Linked DNA regions of Homo sapiens: region 2 is linked to region 1. A link is an interaction called in ENCODE POLR2A ChIA-PET data of the cell type or tissue named here. Cell type or tissue: PC-9. All regions are shown on one strand. Each heading gives the region's core, and the rest is flanking DNA. Links, peaks and the distances in the headings are about the cores only.

The links. Peaks named below come from ENCODE experiments on the same cell type or tissue, not always from the same donor. Only the 100,000 strongest peaks of a DNase experiment are listed, where the experiment ranks them.
Region 2: POLR2A ChIA-PET joins it to region 1 with 11 read pairs; 1 of 35 experiments calls an interaction of 5 or more read pairs at or near these places.

The regions. Positions count from the first base shown.
Region 1 is chr3:125,647,907-125,655,654 of GRCh38, reverse strand. No RefSeq gene overlaps it. Among named protein-coding and RNA genes, the nearest start is that of OSBPL11, 56 kb to the right of the region's middle. In PC-9, for the core only: no CTCF peak of the experiment used is centred there; a DNase peak (open chromatin) is centred at 4,224; H3K27ac peaks cover 791 bases.
Region 2 is chr3:124,874,537-124,882,284 of GRCh38, reverse strand. The region is part of intron 1 of ITGB5 (integrin subunit beta 5); the gene reads left to right. Among named protein-coding and RNA genes, the nearest start is that of ITGB5, 9.0 kb to the left of the region's middle. In PC-9, for the core only: no CTCF peak of the experiment used is centred there; a DNase peak (open chromatin) is centred at 3,374; H3K4me3 peaks cover 482 bases; H3K27ac peaks cover 3,296 bases.

The DNA of each region.
Region 1 (7,748 bases), core at 2,258-6,257:
TAAAAATTAAAAAGAAGCTATCTGTGAAAACACTTTTTGATATAGAGATATATGTGTCAAAATTATTCCATAATTTAAAATATATATTCATTTCAAAAAAAGGTTTCTGCATAGTTTTACATCTTGAAACCAAGTATTTTATCTTTTTTTCCCACCTACCATAGGGCCATAAGTATTTTTTGTGTGTATATTATTAGACTTTATGTGGATTTTTCATGATACTTATTTAAAATTCCTCCTACTTCCTTTTTGGTTTACCGAAGAGATGTCTATCTCCATGTATCCCCTGTACTCCATGGTCAATAAAAGACACTTTCCTCTTTATTCCTTTGCTAAAACAGCAAGGAATGCCCTGATAGAAAGGGAGAAGACATACGCCTTTTTTTTTTAATTATAGAAGAAATTCACTAATTACAATGTGCTATCCTGAAATGGATCTTGGAACAGAAAAAGGATATAAGTGGAAAAACTGGTGAAATCCAAGCAAGATCTGTAGTTTAGTTAATAGTATTGTACAGATGTTAATTTCTTGGTTTTCATAAATGTACCATGGTTATGTAAGATGTCAAAGTAAAGGATATATGCAAGAATTGTCAGTACTACCTTTGTAACTCTTCTGTAAATTTGAAGTTATTTCAAAATAAAAGTTTAAAATAAGTAAAGGAAAATCATACTTGTAGAAAATTTAGAAGATACATAAAAGCATAAAGAAATAAAAATTACATACTTAAATGGAACACTTTTCATATTTTGCACATCTATTTCCCATGGAAAGTAACAGTCAGCAACTATCATATAGTATATACTTAATAAAGTTTAGGTCCTTTGCACTTAAGGCCAAATTCCTTTGAGAACTGGACAAAATGAGTTGTTCCATGAAATAACCAAAGATTTAGAAAGGACTTGGCAATGAAGATTCCTAAGGGGAATATTTTGGCTTCTGAAGATCTTCACCTAGCAACAACAGCCTGGCTTCCTTTCTCCTTTCTCTGTTTTCCTTCTTTGCCCTTTCTTTTTTTTTTTTAGACAGAGTCTCACTCTGTTGCCCATGTGTAGTGGTGCAATCTTGGCTTACTGCAACCTCTGCCTCCCAGGTTCAAGCGGTTCTCCTGCCTCAGCCTCCCAAGTACCTGGGATTACAGGCGCCTGACACCACACCTGGCTAATTTCTATATTTTTAGTAGAGACGGGGTTTCACCATGTTGGCCAGGCTGGTCTTGAACTTCTGACCTCAGGTGATTCATCCACCTTGGACTCCCAAAGTGCTGGGATTTCAGGCATGAGCCACCACGTCTTTCTTTGCCCTTCTTTGCACCTTTCTTTGCCTTTCTTTGCACCGTCCTTCTTTGCCCTTTCAACTCCTAGTCCCTTTCTCAGAAGAAAGAAAAAAATAGTAATAATTTGGATGCTTTTTCCAGAGCAGTCATTACCAGTTGTGGCCTCGTTACCTTTACTTGTTTTGTTTTGTTTTGTTTTGTGAGATGGAGTCTAGCTCTGTCACCCAGGCTGGAGTGCAGTGGCATGATCTTGGCTCACTGCAACCTCTGCCTCCCAGGATCAAGCGATTCTTAGGCCTCAGCCTGCCGAGTGGCTGAGATTACAGGCATATGCCACCATGCCTGGCTAATTTTTGTATTTTTAGTAGAGATGCGGTTTTGCCATGTTGGCCAGACTGGTCTTGAACTCCTGACCTCAAGGGATCCACCCACCTTGGCCTCACAAATTGCTGGGATTATAGGCATGAGCCACCATGCCCGGCCACCTTCACTTGTTTTGATGCCTAGCTTCTCACAAATCAGAAGAGACAACAGTTTTATGACACCAGCGTTCTCAAAAATTGCCTGGTTAAAAGGGAGGCAGATGCCAGTATTAGAGGAAGGACAGAATCCAAAATTAGGACAGAGGAAAGAAAAGATAGAGAGGAGGAAACACAAAACCCCTCAAAGTTCACCAGCACAATCTTCTGCTCACTGTGAAGACAAGAAGCATATGTACTCCCAATCACATAGCCCATGTGCCCCATCAGCCTCCTCCAAGCCTTACTGTCTCCCCTTAGCTATTTTAGATACTGAAGTCCCCCCATTTCAGTCTACCCCTGGGAGTCTCAAAGTGTGGTCCCTGGACCAGTTGCATTGAAAATGCAAATTCTTGGGCACCACCCTATGCCCACTGAATCAAAACTTCTGTTTTAAGGCCAGGCGCGGTGGCTCATGCCTGTAATCCCAGCACTTTGGGAGGCTGGGGCGGGCAGATCACTTGAGGTCAGGAGTTCGAGATCAGCCTGGCCAACATGGTGAAACCCCATCTCTACAAAAAATACAAGAAAAACTAATCCAGACGTAGTGGTGGGTGCCTATAATTTCAGCAGGAGGTTCACTTGGACCCAGAAGGTGGAGGTTGCAGTGAGCCGAGATCACGCCACTGCAATCCAGACTGGACAACAGAGCGGGACTCTGTCTGAAAAAAAAATAATTTTAGCTGTTTTAAGAAATCTGTTTTAAGGAGTCCTCCAGGTGATGCAGTTGCAAACTCAAGTTTGGAAACCCTGCCGCAAATTCTCTTGTGTGTCTTAACTGGCAAAATCCCACCTGTGGATAAACCCAGCGCTCTGCCTCTGCCTTACTTACACCTTGGCAGCTAAGCCCTGCTTGAGAAAAGCACTTGGCTGGGTATTAGTTGGTATCATAAATTCAGTCACCAGCCTCAACTAAGTTCTGCCCAGCAAGCTTACCTTTTTCAAGATGCTTATTCTCTTATTCTCTTAGGGTGGCCAGATTTAGGGAAGACAGAAAAAAAAAAAAGGATACCAAGTCAAATTTGAATTTCAGAGAAACATACTTACCCTAAAAAATTATTTCATGTTAAACTGAAATTCAAATTTGCCTGGCCATCCAGATTTTTAGTTGCTAAATCTGGCAACCCTCACTAAGACACGTAGTCCTCAGGGCAGGCCATTTGGAGGAAAGCTGGAGGTGACATGGAAGAAAACCAGCATGGACCACAGGGAGGGAATGCAAGCCCTGTCAATCCTTGTGGCTCTGACCTTGACGGTGTGGATATCCTGCTGAAGCTGAGACCTTTCGTCACAGAGCTAAACACATACACCTAGCCCAGAAGTCAGAGATGCTGGAGGAGAAGTCAGAGGCAGCTGCAGGCCTGGCTTTGGCTCACACCAGTGAAGCAGGCCAGCAACTCAATGACAAAGTGTGTGAGCTACACAATGACTGCTGCTTCACTTCTGCCCTCAAAGTCTCCCACAAAAATCTCTCTGCAGACCATCCTAACTGGAAACATGCCGGGAAGGGAATTTTGGGAAATGTAGTTCAATCTAGGCAAGGTGACACATTATAATGTCACCACACCTATTACTCATTTTAAAAAGAGACTTGAGGTCAAGTGCCAGGGAAAAATGAATAATTTGCACAGAAGAAATAGCTACACTTGGGCCAGGCGCAGTGGCTCACACCTGTAATCTTAGCACTTTGGGAGGCCGAGGCGGGCAGATCACGAGGTCAGGAGTTCGAGACCAGCCTGGCCAATATGATGAAACCCTGTCTCTACTAAAAAAAAATACAAAATCAACCAGGCATGGTGCACACCTGTAATCCCAGCTACTCAGGAGGCTGAGGCAGGAGAATCGCTTGAACCCGGGAGGCAGAGGTTGCAGTGAGTTGAGATCATGTCACTGCACTCCAGCCTGGGTGACAGAGCGGGACTCTGCCTCAAAAAAAAAAAAAAAATTAAATGCTACCCTTTGTTGAATGCATATACATTCAACACTTCTCATATATAAAATACACTTTACATACATTTTGCTTATATAGATGATCTCATTTAGTTGTAACAATGTTTCAATGCTGGTATTATTAAGAGCATTTTATAGATGAAGGAACTAAGAGAGAAGTGGGAAAATTTGCCCATGAACGTACAAGCAAGGGGGAGAGCTATGATTTGTAGTCAGGTCTCTCTAAAACCTATATTTCTAACCACTGTACACTGTGTTATCCAGACTACCAACAAACTATAGACTTCCATTTCATAAGCATTAAGTCTGCAGTCTCCAGGCCACCTGGGAAACCTTCGCACATTGCCACTCCTCTGCAATTTTTACTTGACACCACTGGTTTGGGAACAAGTTCTTGAAGTGCTCATTACGCTCCCTGAGAACTCCCTTAAGTTGGAATCCCAGCCCTTCCACTTAGTAGTTGGATGGCCCTGGGTGAGTTACTTAACTTTCATCAGCCTCACCCTCCTCATGAGGGCAGTTAATTCCTACCTTATGAGATCGTAGGGAAGATCAGATTACGCTAATGCCAAGAAAACATCTGATACAGCCTGACTATCCTAGACACTCCACAGATAAGAGTTTTCCCCATTCCTTAATGGATTCGCCACCACCTCCTATATCCAGGCTGAAGACCCTTTAAATTATACCTTTCATCCTAATTCTTATTCTTCCTCCCGGTCTGTATTTCCTGTTTCCCACTCGGAGACATAGCAAGCCCCCAATCATCTTACATCTGAGCCGTGATTCCCAGTTCTTTGTACTCTCAATGCCACCTTTGATGCCGTCTTTTAGTCTTTCAGCTTACTTCCTTAAAATCATCTCCATTTCTTTCTCCCTCTGCTTTGCTCAGACATAATGCATGCAGCATGACTGTCTTTCCTGAGCCACTGGAAAAAAGAGCTTTCCATTTCTAGTGCCATATTTTTAAAAGAATGTTGGAAATCAGAGCAGATTGATCAGGATGATGGGAGCCTGGAAACTGGCATATGAGAGAATGAGTTTGGTGGTCGTTTTTTTTTTTTTTTTTTTTTTTTTTTTTGCCTTAAGAGCAGAATTCTAAGGTTTGTCAGTGGGAAGAGAAGGTCCTTTGCTCTGTGTCCTTCAAAATGCAGACCTGATCCATAGAAAGTGAATTTCTGTTCAACATAAGGAAATGTTGAGGATGAGAGTCCCAGCCAGTGAGGCGAGTGTGATCACATGAGGGTCTCTATCTTCCTCACCTACTTTGCTCATCCCATTTAAATGTATGAGGCTCTCAGCAAAGACCTATTCACCATCTGCTATAAATAAGAATTAAAGAAACAACTCACCAAGCTTCAAGCATGTGCATAGCAGCACCTTTATTAAATGACCCTAGACCCTCTAGAATCATATGCAATCCATTTTGAATCTGTTTGAAAGCAATCTTGCCAACACCAGTGATGTGTGGCCTAAAGGCCACCAATGGCAAAGAGGAGTTTACAGTTCCTCTCTGAGCCAAGCAGAGACTGAACTCATAATATTGCCTTAAATAATAGTCTACTTCTTTGCTGTAGCTATAGTGCTTTCAATGTTCAGCTTGGATAGCCCCAGTTTCAGACCATTCTTTTTGTTTGTTTGATTTGTTTTTTTTAAATAGAGATGTGGGTCTCACTATGTTGCCCAGGCTGGTGTTGAACCTGGTCTCAAGGTATCCTCCTACCTTGACCTCTCAGAGTGCTAGGATTACATGTGTGAGCCACTGTCCCTGGCCCAATTTCAGACTGTTAATGGTAGTTATATTAGTCAGCTTGGGCTGCCATGACAAAATACTACAGAATGGGTGGCCTAAACAACAGAAATGTATTTCTCGCAGTTCTGGAGGTTGGAAGTCTGAGATCAAGGTGCCAACTGATTTAGTTCCTGATGAGGGCTGTCTTCCTCGCAAACAGCTGCTTTTTTCCTGTGTTCTTACATGGCAAAGAGAGAGAAAGTGCACATATGTGAGTAAGCTCACCTCCCAAAGGCCCCATCTCCAAATACCATCACATTGAAGGTTAGAGCTTCAAACATGAATTTGTGGGGAGGGGAAAAAATATTCAGTCTATAACCATGGTCTTTCTTTTCTTTCTTAACCAAAGTCATATTAGGCTGGGTGCAGTGGGTCATGCCTGTGATCCCAGCATTTTGGGAGGCAAAGGTGGGCAGATCACTTGAGGCCAGGAGTTCAAGACCAGCCTGGACAACATTGTGAAACCCTGTATCTACTAAAATACAAAAATTAGCCCGGCGTGGTAGTGCGTGCCTGTAGTCTCAGCTACTTGGCAGGCTGATGCATAAGAATCACTTGAACCTGGAGGCAGAGGTTGCAGTGAGATGAGATTGTGCCACTGCACTCCAGCCTGGGTGACAACATGAGACTCTGTCTCAAAAAAAAGCAGAGTAATATTAGTAAGACAGAGTTTTGTCTTTTTTTTTTTTTTTGACAGGGTTTTGTTCTGTCACTCTTGCCAGAGTGCAGTGAAACAATCGGGGCTCACTGCAGCCTTGAACTCCTGAGCTCAAGGGACCCTCCTTCTTCAGCCTCCTAAGCAGCTGGGACTACAGGCACATGCCAGAGTGCCCAGGTAATTTTTTAATTTTTTTTGTACAGATAAGATCTTGCTATATTGCCTAGGCTGGTCTTGAACTCCTGGCTTCAAATCATCCTCCCATCTTAGCCTCTTAAAGTGTGGGATGACAGGCATCAACCACCTCGCTGATGTACATGAGCCACAGGAAGTTGGTGTGCTTCACACAGGCCAGAGTGACCAGCAGCATCTTCATTCTGGCTATTGCATGCCAGGGGCTGGTGATGGTGCCTGTCTCCTGGATCATATTCAGAAAGGGTTTCCTTATGGACATTGCCAGCAACGTTGGCATCATGTGGCCACATGATCCAGCAGACCTGGAGGGTGGACAGTATCTCAGCTGGAGGAGAATGCAGGTGTCTCCAAGCCTTATCTTTTCTTTTTCTTTATTTTTACTTATTTATTTATTTATTTATTTATTTATTTATTTATTTTTGGTCACCTTTATTCTACATCTATGCCTATGCTTACCCAAGGCCTTATCTTTTATTCCTTTTGATTTTTTTGTTTTTTGTTTTGTTTTGTTTTGTTTTGTTTTGACATGAAGTCTCTCTGTGTCACCCAGGCTGGAGTGCAATGGTGCGATCTCGGCTCATTGCTACTTCTACCTCTCAGCTCAAGCAATTCTTGTACCTCAGCCTCCTGAGTAGCTGGGACTACAGGTACTTGCCACCACGCCTGGCTAATTTTTGTATTTTTAGTAGTGACAAGGTTTCACCATGTTGGTCACACTGCTCTCGAACTCCTGGCCTCACGTGATCCGCCTGCCTTGGCCTCCCAAAGTGCTGGGATTACAGGCATGAGCCACTGTCCCTGGCCCCAAGGTCTTGTCTTATAAATGGCCCTTCTGCTCTTAAGAATGTGAGAACTGGGTCAAAGGGACTTAGCTGACTTAGTTGCGAATGTGAAGGGTAGACAGATCCCACAATTCACGACCTGGGACCTCAGGCAAATGCAGATTGCTTAACCTCTATTGCCTCATCTATAAACTGGGGCCAATAATGTTCATGTGGCTGTTTGAGGGATTAAATGACTTAATAAATTTAAAGCAATTAGAGTAGCCTAGCATGAAGAAAGCCCCCCAAAATGTTAGCAATCATTACTTCCTTCAGATGAGAAGTTGGCCTTGGATAGCTTCTAATGTCCACCCTCTACGATGTTTTTGATAATGTTGTGATTTTTTTTCCCTTTCCCCTCACTTTGTGAGCCTGCCCTTTCCTATCCATTTCCGTAGCTAGTCCCCTGGTCCAGGGTTACATTCTTAGGCTTTTTGGGAAGAAACAAAGGAGAGCTTCCCATTGTCCCCCAAAGGGGATGTCTTGAACACCCCTACGTTTGCAGCCCTTTCTCTTAACGTCTCCTTTCAGCTCCTC
Region 2 (7,748 bases), core at 1,791-5,790, 770 kb after region 1:
TATCTTCTTCACTATTTCCCCTAAGTAGAATTCTCCCCCAGCCAGGATGTGAGCTCCGTGAATAAGGGAGTCTTGTTGGTTTTATTCATCTCTGTATCCTCCATGCCTACAACAGCACCAGGCACATATTTGTTGAATGAATAATGGATGAACCTGAATCTTGGTAATTGGGAGGTGAAGAGGGCGATGCATCCCGTCCTCAACTCCCTGTTGCCTTCCACAGCTAGCTTTGAAGTCAGGGACTATGCATGCGGCTTGTTAGGAAGAAACATCCTGGGAGAAAGAGATTCTGTTGGAATGTGTCAGGATTTTTTTTTTAATTGGAGTCTCACTCTGTTGCCCAGGCTGGAGTGCAGTGGTGCAATCTCTGGTCACCGCAACCTCTGCCTCCCAGGTTCAAGCGATTCTCCTGCCTCAGCCTCCCGAGTAGCTGGGATTACAGGCGTACACCACCGCACCTGGCTTATTTTTTAATTTTTAGTAGAGATGGGGTTTCACCATGTTGGCCAGGCTGGTCTTGAACTCCTGACCTCAGGTGATCTGCCCACCTTGGCCTCCCAAAGTGCTGGGATTACAGGCATGAGCCACCACTCCTGGCTTTGTGTTAGGATTTTTTGAGCTGGTATGGAGGCCATTTGGTCTACTCCCTGAGTTGTTTGCATGAGGAAGCTGAGGCCTGGAAAGGTTAAGTGACTTGCCCTAGGTCACATAACCAATAAGTGACAGAACAAGTCCTCTGATCTTTTATACCCAGTATATCCTGTTCTCCTTCCCTACATCCCTGGGTGGAGCAGAACTATCTCCTCCTCCTCCTGCTTTCATGGCCCATTCCATTAGAGAGACTGGGGGCTGCAGCTGGTCTGTCTCACCTGCTACCTGGTTAATAGCCCTGGTCTTATTTACCTGTGTCCCTGACACAGCCACAATGCTTGGTACTCAGATGATCCCTTCTCTCACCCCAGGATTTTAATGGGCTTAGAAAAACTTTATTTAAAAGATTTGGCCAGGCAGGGTGGCTCACACCTATCATCCCAGCACTTTGGGAGGCCGAGGCAGGCAGATTACCTGAGGTCAGGAGTTCGAGACCACCCTGGCCAACATGGCAAAATCCAGTCTCTACTAAAAATACAAAAATTAGCCAGGCATGGTGGTGTGCACCTGTAATCCCAGCTACTCAGGAGGCTGAGGCAGGAGGATCGCTTGAACTTTGGAGGCCGAGGTTGCAGTGAGCTGAGATCACACCACCGTACTCTAGCCTGGGAGACAGAGACTCTGTCTCAAACAAACAAACAAACAAACAAACTTTTACATATGTACTTTTTCTTTTCTTTTTCCCTTTCTTTTTTATTTTATTTTGAGATGGAGTCTCACTCTGTTGCCCAGGCTGGAGTACAGTGGTGTGATCTTGACTCACTGCAACCTCTGCCTCCTAGGTTCAAGCCATTCTCATGCCTCAGCCTTCCAAGTAGCTGGGATCACAGGCACGTGCCACCATGCCTGGCTAATTTTTTGTATTTTTAGTAAAGATAGGGTTTCACGATGTAGGCCAGGTTGGTCTTGAACTCCTGACCTCAGGTGATCTGCCTGCCTCAGCCTCCCAGAGTGTTGGGATTACAGGCATGAGCCACTGTGCCCGGTGTCTCTTTTATTTATTTATTTATTTTTTAAAAAAAGACAGAATCTCGCTCTGTCACCCAAGTTGGAGTGCATTAGCGTGATCATGGCCCACTGTAGCTTGAACTCCTGGGCTCAACTGCTCCTCCCACCTGGTCCTTGCAAATTGTTGGGATCACAGAAGTGAGCCAGTGTGCCTGGCCCTTAAAAAAGCCTTCAAAGAATTTAGAGCAGTTTTAGATTTCCAGAAAAATTGAGAAGATAGTGCAAAGAGTTCCCATCTACCTCACACCCAGTTTTGCCTATTATTAACATCTTACATTAGTATGGTACCTTTATTATAATTAATGAACCATATTGATATGTTATTATTAACTAAAGTCCATCAGTTTAGATTTCTTTAGTGTTTACCTAAGTCCTTTTTCTGTTCTAGGATCCCATCCAAGATACCACAATACATTGAGTTGTCATGTCACCTTGGGTTCCCATGGCTGTGACAGTTTCTCAGTCTTTTCCTTGTTTTTTATGACCTTGACAGTTTTAAGAAGCACTGGTCAGATATTTTGTAGATCATCCCCCTCTTGGGATTTTCTGATTTTTTCCCGTGATTAGACAGAGTTAGGTGATTTTGGAAGAAGAACATAGAGGTAATCAATTGCCTCTTTAAAAAAATACCTTTTGATAGGTAATATAGTCCCATAATTTTTAAAAGTATAACTCATATCAAGCGAGAAGCCTCTCTTTCTTGTTGCCCATCAGTGTGGGATATTTCTGTGACCCCCTTTTCTAAATAAATTGTGCCTATATAGTTCCTATTATAAAGCTAATAAGCTTTCTTATGTATCCTGAGGGTTTCTATGGATATGTTACGAATATCCCTCTTTCATTTTTATTCAGAGGCAGCACAAAACACAGTATGTATCTTGCTTTTTATTTTTAACTTAGCGATGTATTGGGGTAAGCTTCCTGTCAATACAGAGAGCATGCTCATTCTTTCTTTATAGCTGTCTAGCACTCCATTATATGAATTGGTGTTTTAAAAATAGAAGTCAGATCTGTAAGGCTGGTATTGTTGAGTGTTGTGCAGATGTCTGATGTTCATAAAGGCAGTCTTGAATGAGAACTGCTGGGATAGAACCTTCCTAGGGCATATTTGCATTTCATGGTAACATTTAGACATATGGCTATTTAGTTGCTGGAGTCTATACTGGGACTCTTTTGTCCATTGTGTGACAAATGTGAGGGCCTGGTTCAGGGTGTGGGGAGAAGCATTCCAGGGCATTGCCATCTTCAAGGCAGAAAGGCCATTTCAGCTTCTGTATTCACTTCTGTTATCCTACTGAATATTTTGGATCAGGAAATTCCAACTGCAGATGTATGTTTTAGTAGTAGTTGTCTGACCTTGGACCCATGGGGTGTACAGAAGTGGAGAGAGGCTGAATGGAAGGAGGCCAGCCAGGAGGCTATGGCAGGAATTTAGACCAGAGGGCCTGGCTTGGGTTGTTGGGGCTAGAGGTTGCAGACAGGAAGGGTTGGCTTAGGATAAACATTTCTTGCATCTTGAAAGGAGTGATCAACCGGATGCGGTGGCTCCTTGAATGATTGATGAAACACAGGGGTGAGTCAGTGAATTTTGGAAGAACATATTTTTAGATTACAGTTTGCAGTAAACACTGGGCTTCAGAGACGTGAGGCAAAAGAGATACATGGAGTTGCCACCGAGCTGGGAATAGTCACTATGCAAACAGCAAAGAAGATGAGATGTGGCTATCATCTGGGCTGCTAGTTCCTGTTTCCATGACCTAGACCTAACACTGACATTTGTGAACTCCGTGTGTTTAGTTTTTTATTCATTGCTTCCTTCCTTTTCAAAATGCTTATTGGTGCCAAATGACTCATCCAGCAAAGTCCAAACTCTGAAATATTAATAGGTGGAGAGAGGAGAGATGCCAAAGGGAGTGAGTCTGACATTACACATACCAGCACACAGCCTGTGGTTTTGGATCCTGGAGTACCTGTCTGGTACCTGGTACCCGGCACACTGTGAGTTCCTGGACATCAAGGGCTGGTAGGTCATTCACCTGTGCATTTCTAGCATCCCCCCAGTCCAGTGCTCAGCGTTTAGGGTGTGTTAAGTGCAGAGTTTCTTGAATTTGAATGTGTCCCAACAGCAACTGAATTTTAGGGCAATCATTTTGAGTACAAACGACTTTACTTTTCCATGTGAATATTTAATAATAACAGAAACAGTTAGTAATGCTATATGACAAATTGTTTTACAGTTGTTCATGATGTTTTCATACCAGGTGACTATCACATCCTTTGAGTTTCTTTGGTATTGTGTCCAATTAAGTAAGGGCTTTTAGGCTGGTGGACCAGAAGACCAGAGCTCAGTCTGATCTGCATCAGAATTGAGGAGCTCTTATTGTCCTGAGCCCTGGACCTCCAGCCCAAGTTCCCAGAGCTCATGATGAGGCTCTGGTAATTATAAAGTGTTGTTTGCAAATGTATGTGGCTTTGAAGCTGGATACGGTGGCTCACGTCTATAATCCCAGCACTTTGGGAGGCTGAAGTGGGCAGATCACTTGAAGTCAGGAGTCGAAGTCAGAAGACCAGCCTGTCCAACATGCTGAAACCCTATCTCTATTAAAAATACAAAAATTAGCCAGGCGTGATGGCATATGCCTGTAATCTCAGCTATTCAGGAGGCTGAGGCAGGAGAATCACTTGAACTTGGGAAGCAAGGTTGCAGTGAGCCAAGATCATGCCCCTGCAGTCCAGCTTGGGCAACAAAGCAAGACTCTGTCTAAAAAAAAAAATTATGTGGCTTTGATCAGAGTCCTACGTGAGGCCTTTGACCTCAAATTCCTTTCTGATAAAGGGGCTGTTACAGATCTCCAGAGGACCCTAGAGCTCAGCAGGTCACACCAGCCCTACATCCAAGATGGCAGAGGGACCACCAGGCAGGTATCCCATGTGGGCACTTGCTGGTCAGGACCCCGTCTGACCTCTTTTTTGTAGATAGGGCTCCTTGTTTCAAGTCACATACTCTCATTATCTTACATTTTCATCTATAAAAAGAGGCAACTTGACTAGCTCATCTTAAAACAATCCTAGCCCCAAGGTGCTATAATCTCATGATTTTATGAAAATGATTTTATATATCAAAGAAAAGGATATGCCACAACGAGCCTGAGTTTGTATTTGATAAGGTTGAGGAGAGGAGGAGCAAAGTTACTTTCATTCTAGATTTATTTTTTTTCCCCTGCAGATAGTGATTGCTGACAGGTACGGGGATTTGACCAAAAAATGGGACTGACATTTTGCAACTCTTTTCCTGCACACACTTTTGTTTTTAAAGGCTTAAGTGCCTATTTAAAAATCACTAAGTGAGCCAGGTGTGGTAGCTCACGCCTGTAATCCTAGCACTTTGGGAGGCCCAGGCAGGAGGATCACTTGAGCCCAGGAGTTTGAGACCAGCCTGGGCAACATGGCAAGACCCTGTCTTCCACCACAAAAAAAAAAAAAAAAAATTAGCCAGGTGTGGTGATGTGTACCTGGAGTCCCAGCTACTTGGGAGGCTGAGGTGGGAGGATCACTTGAGGCTAGGAGTTTGAGGCTACAGTGAGTTATGATCACACTACTGCACTCTAGCCTGGGCAGCAGAGCTAGACCCTGTTTCAAACAAAGAAAAAAAAACAAACAAGAAATCAAAAAAAAGAAAAGAAAAGAAAACTCACTGAGTGAGTGAATTCATTTAAAATTAGGAGGTTGTCAGCACATACACAGGCAGGTCCAGCTTCCCAGTAGGTTGTGTTCTCAGACCTTCTTCGTCCACATTTGGCCCTGGATGGCTTTTCCTGCTGAAGTGAGGTCAGGCAAGGTGGGTGGGTCCCAGCAGCCTCAGATCCTCCTGCTGTAGGCCTCCCTGGGTGAGGTAGATAAGGATGAGGAGGCCTAGGGTTCAGGGTTAGGGCTGGTGGAAACCTTTGTTCTCACCCCCTGTGGGTTCTCAAAGCCTCTCTTCCTTTCTTCCTAGCCTCTCAGCTTCTGCCTGTTTCTCCCTTCCCTCTGGTCCCAGCTACTATCCTTATGCCAATTGGTATTTCTTCCTTCTAAAGTCCCTGGGGTGACATGATAAAGCTTCCTTCCCCTACCACCACCTCCTGCACCCACCCCTCTGCCAGTCAGCAGTTTTGCCGTTTGCGATTTCTGTGAGTTTTTACTGCTAGTGACAAAGGAGAAGCAGGGAGTTAAAATTAGCAAATTAGGGAAATGTTCCAGTTGCAAGATACTGGTTTGTTTTTTTTTTAACCCCTATTTTGGCATTTCTTCTCTTTTACTTTTTAAATTTTTCTTTTCTTTTTCCAGCTTTATGGAGGTAGTTGACAAATAATTGTGTATATTTACAGTATATGATATGATGTTTTATTATATGTATATATTTGTAGTGATTACTACCATCCAGCTAATTCACATATTTATCACCTCCCATAGTTATCTTTGTGTCTGTGTGGTGAGAGTATTTAAGATCTACTCTCTTAGCAATTCTCAAGTGTGCAATACATTATTATGAACTATTTTCACCATTCTGCACAATAGATCTCCAGAACTTATTCATTCTCTCTAACTGGAACTTTGTACCCTTTAACCATCTCGCCTTTCTCCATCCCACCTCAACCCCACCAGCCATGGCAACCACCATTTTACTCTCCGTATTTCTGAGTTCAGTTTTTTTCCACTCCACGTATAAGTGACATAATGCAGTATGTCTTTCTGTGCCTCGCTTAATAGTGTCCTCCAGGTTCATCCATGTTGTCCCAAATGACAGGATTTTCTCAATTTTTTAAGGCTGAATAGATTACATTGTATGTGTATACCACTTTTTAAAAATACCACATTTTCTTTATTCATCTGTCTGTTGATTGCATATCTTGGCTGTTATGAATAGTGCTGCAAGGAACATGAGAGTGCAGGTATGTCTTTGACATACTGATTTCATTTTCTTTGACTATATACCCCGAAGTGGAATTGCTGGAACACATAGTACTTCTGGTTTAAGGAACCTCCATATCATTTTCCATAATAGCTGTACTAATTTACATTCCCACCAACAGTGTACAGAGTTTCCCTGGTTCCCTTTTATCCACATTCTTGCTAGCACTGGCTTTTGTCTTTTTTTTTTTTTTTTTTTGAGACAGAGTCTTGCTCTGTCACCCAGGGTGGAGTGCAGTGGCACTATCTCGGCTCACTGCAGCCTCCGCCTCCTGGGTTCAAGTGATTCTCGTGCCTCAGCCTCTCAAGTAGCTGGGATTAGGAGGTGCACCACCACACCCAGCTAATTTTTGTATTTTTAGTAGAGATGGGGTTTCACCATGTTGCCCAGGCTGGTCTCTAATCCCTGATCTTAGGTGATCCACCCACCTCGGCCTCATAAAGTGCTAGTATTACAGGTGCGAGCCACGGTGCCTGGCCCATTGCTCATTTTTGTAACTGGGTTATTTGCTTTCTTAATATTGAGTTGTTTGAATTCTTTATGTATTTGGATGTTAACCACTTATCAGATGTGTGGTTTGCAAATATTCTCTCGCATATAGTAGGTTGTTTCTCTGCTCTGTTGATTGTTTCCTTTGCTGTGCAGAAGCTTTTTAGTTTGATAGAATTCCATTTGCCTATTTTCATTTTTGTTGCCTGTGCTTCTGGGATAATATTCAAAAAGTCATTGCCTAGTCTGATGCCAGAGAGCTTTCCTCGTGCATTTTCTTTTGGTAGTTTTACATTTCAGGTGTTATATTTAAGGTTTTAAACCATATTGAGTTGATTTTTTAAATATAGTGTGAGATAAGAGTTCAGTTTCATTCTTCTGTATATGGATATCTGGTTGTCCTAAAACCATTTATTGAACAGACTGGCCTTTCCCCATTGTGTGTTCTTGACAACTTTGTTGAAGATCAGTTCACTGTAAATGCCTGGATTTATTTCTGGGCACTTTATTCTGTTCCATTGGTCTACATGTCTGTTTTTATGCCAGTACTGTGCTGTTTTAATTACAGTTGCTTTGTAGTATATTTTGAAATCAGGTAACACAATGCCTCCATCTTTGTTCTTCTTGCTTAAGATTGTTTTGGCTATTT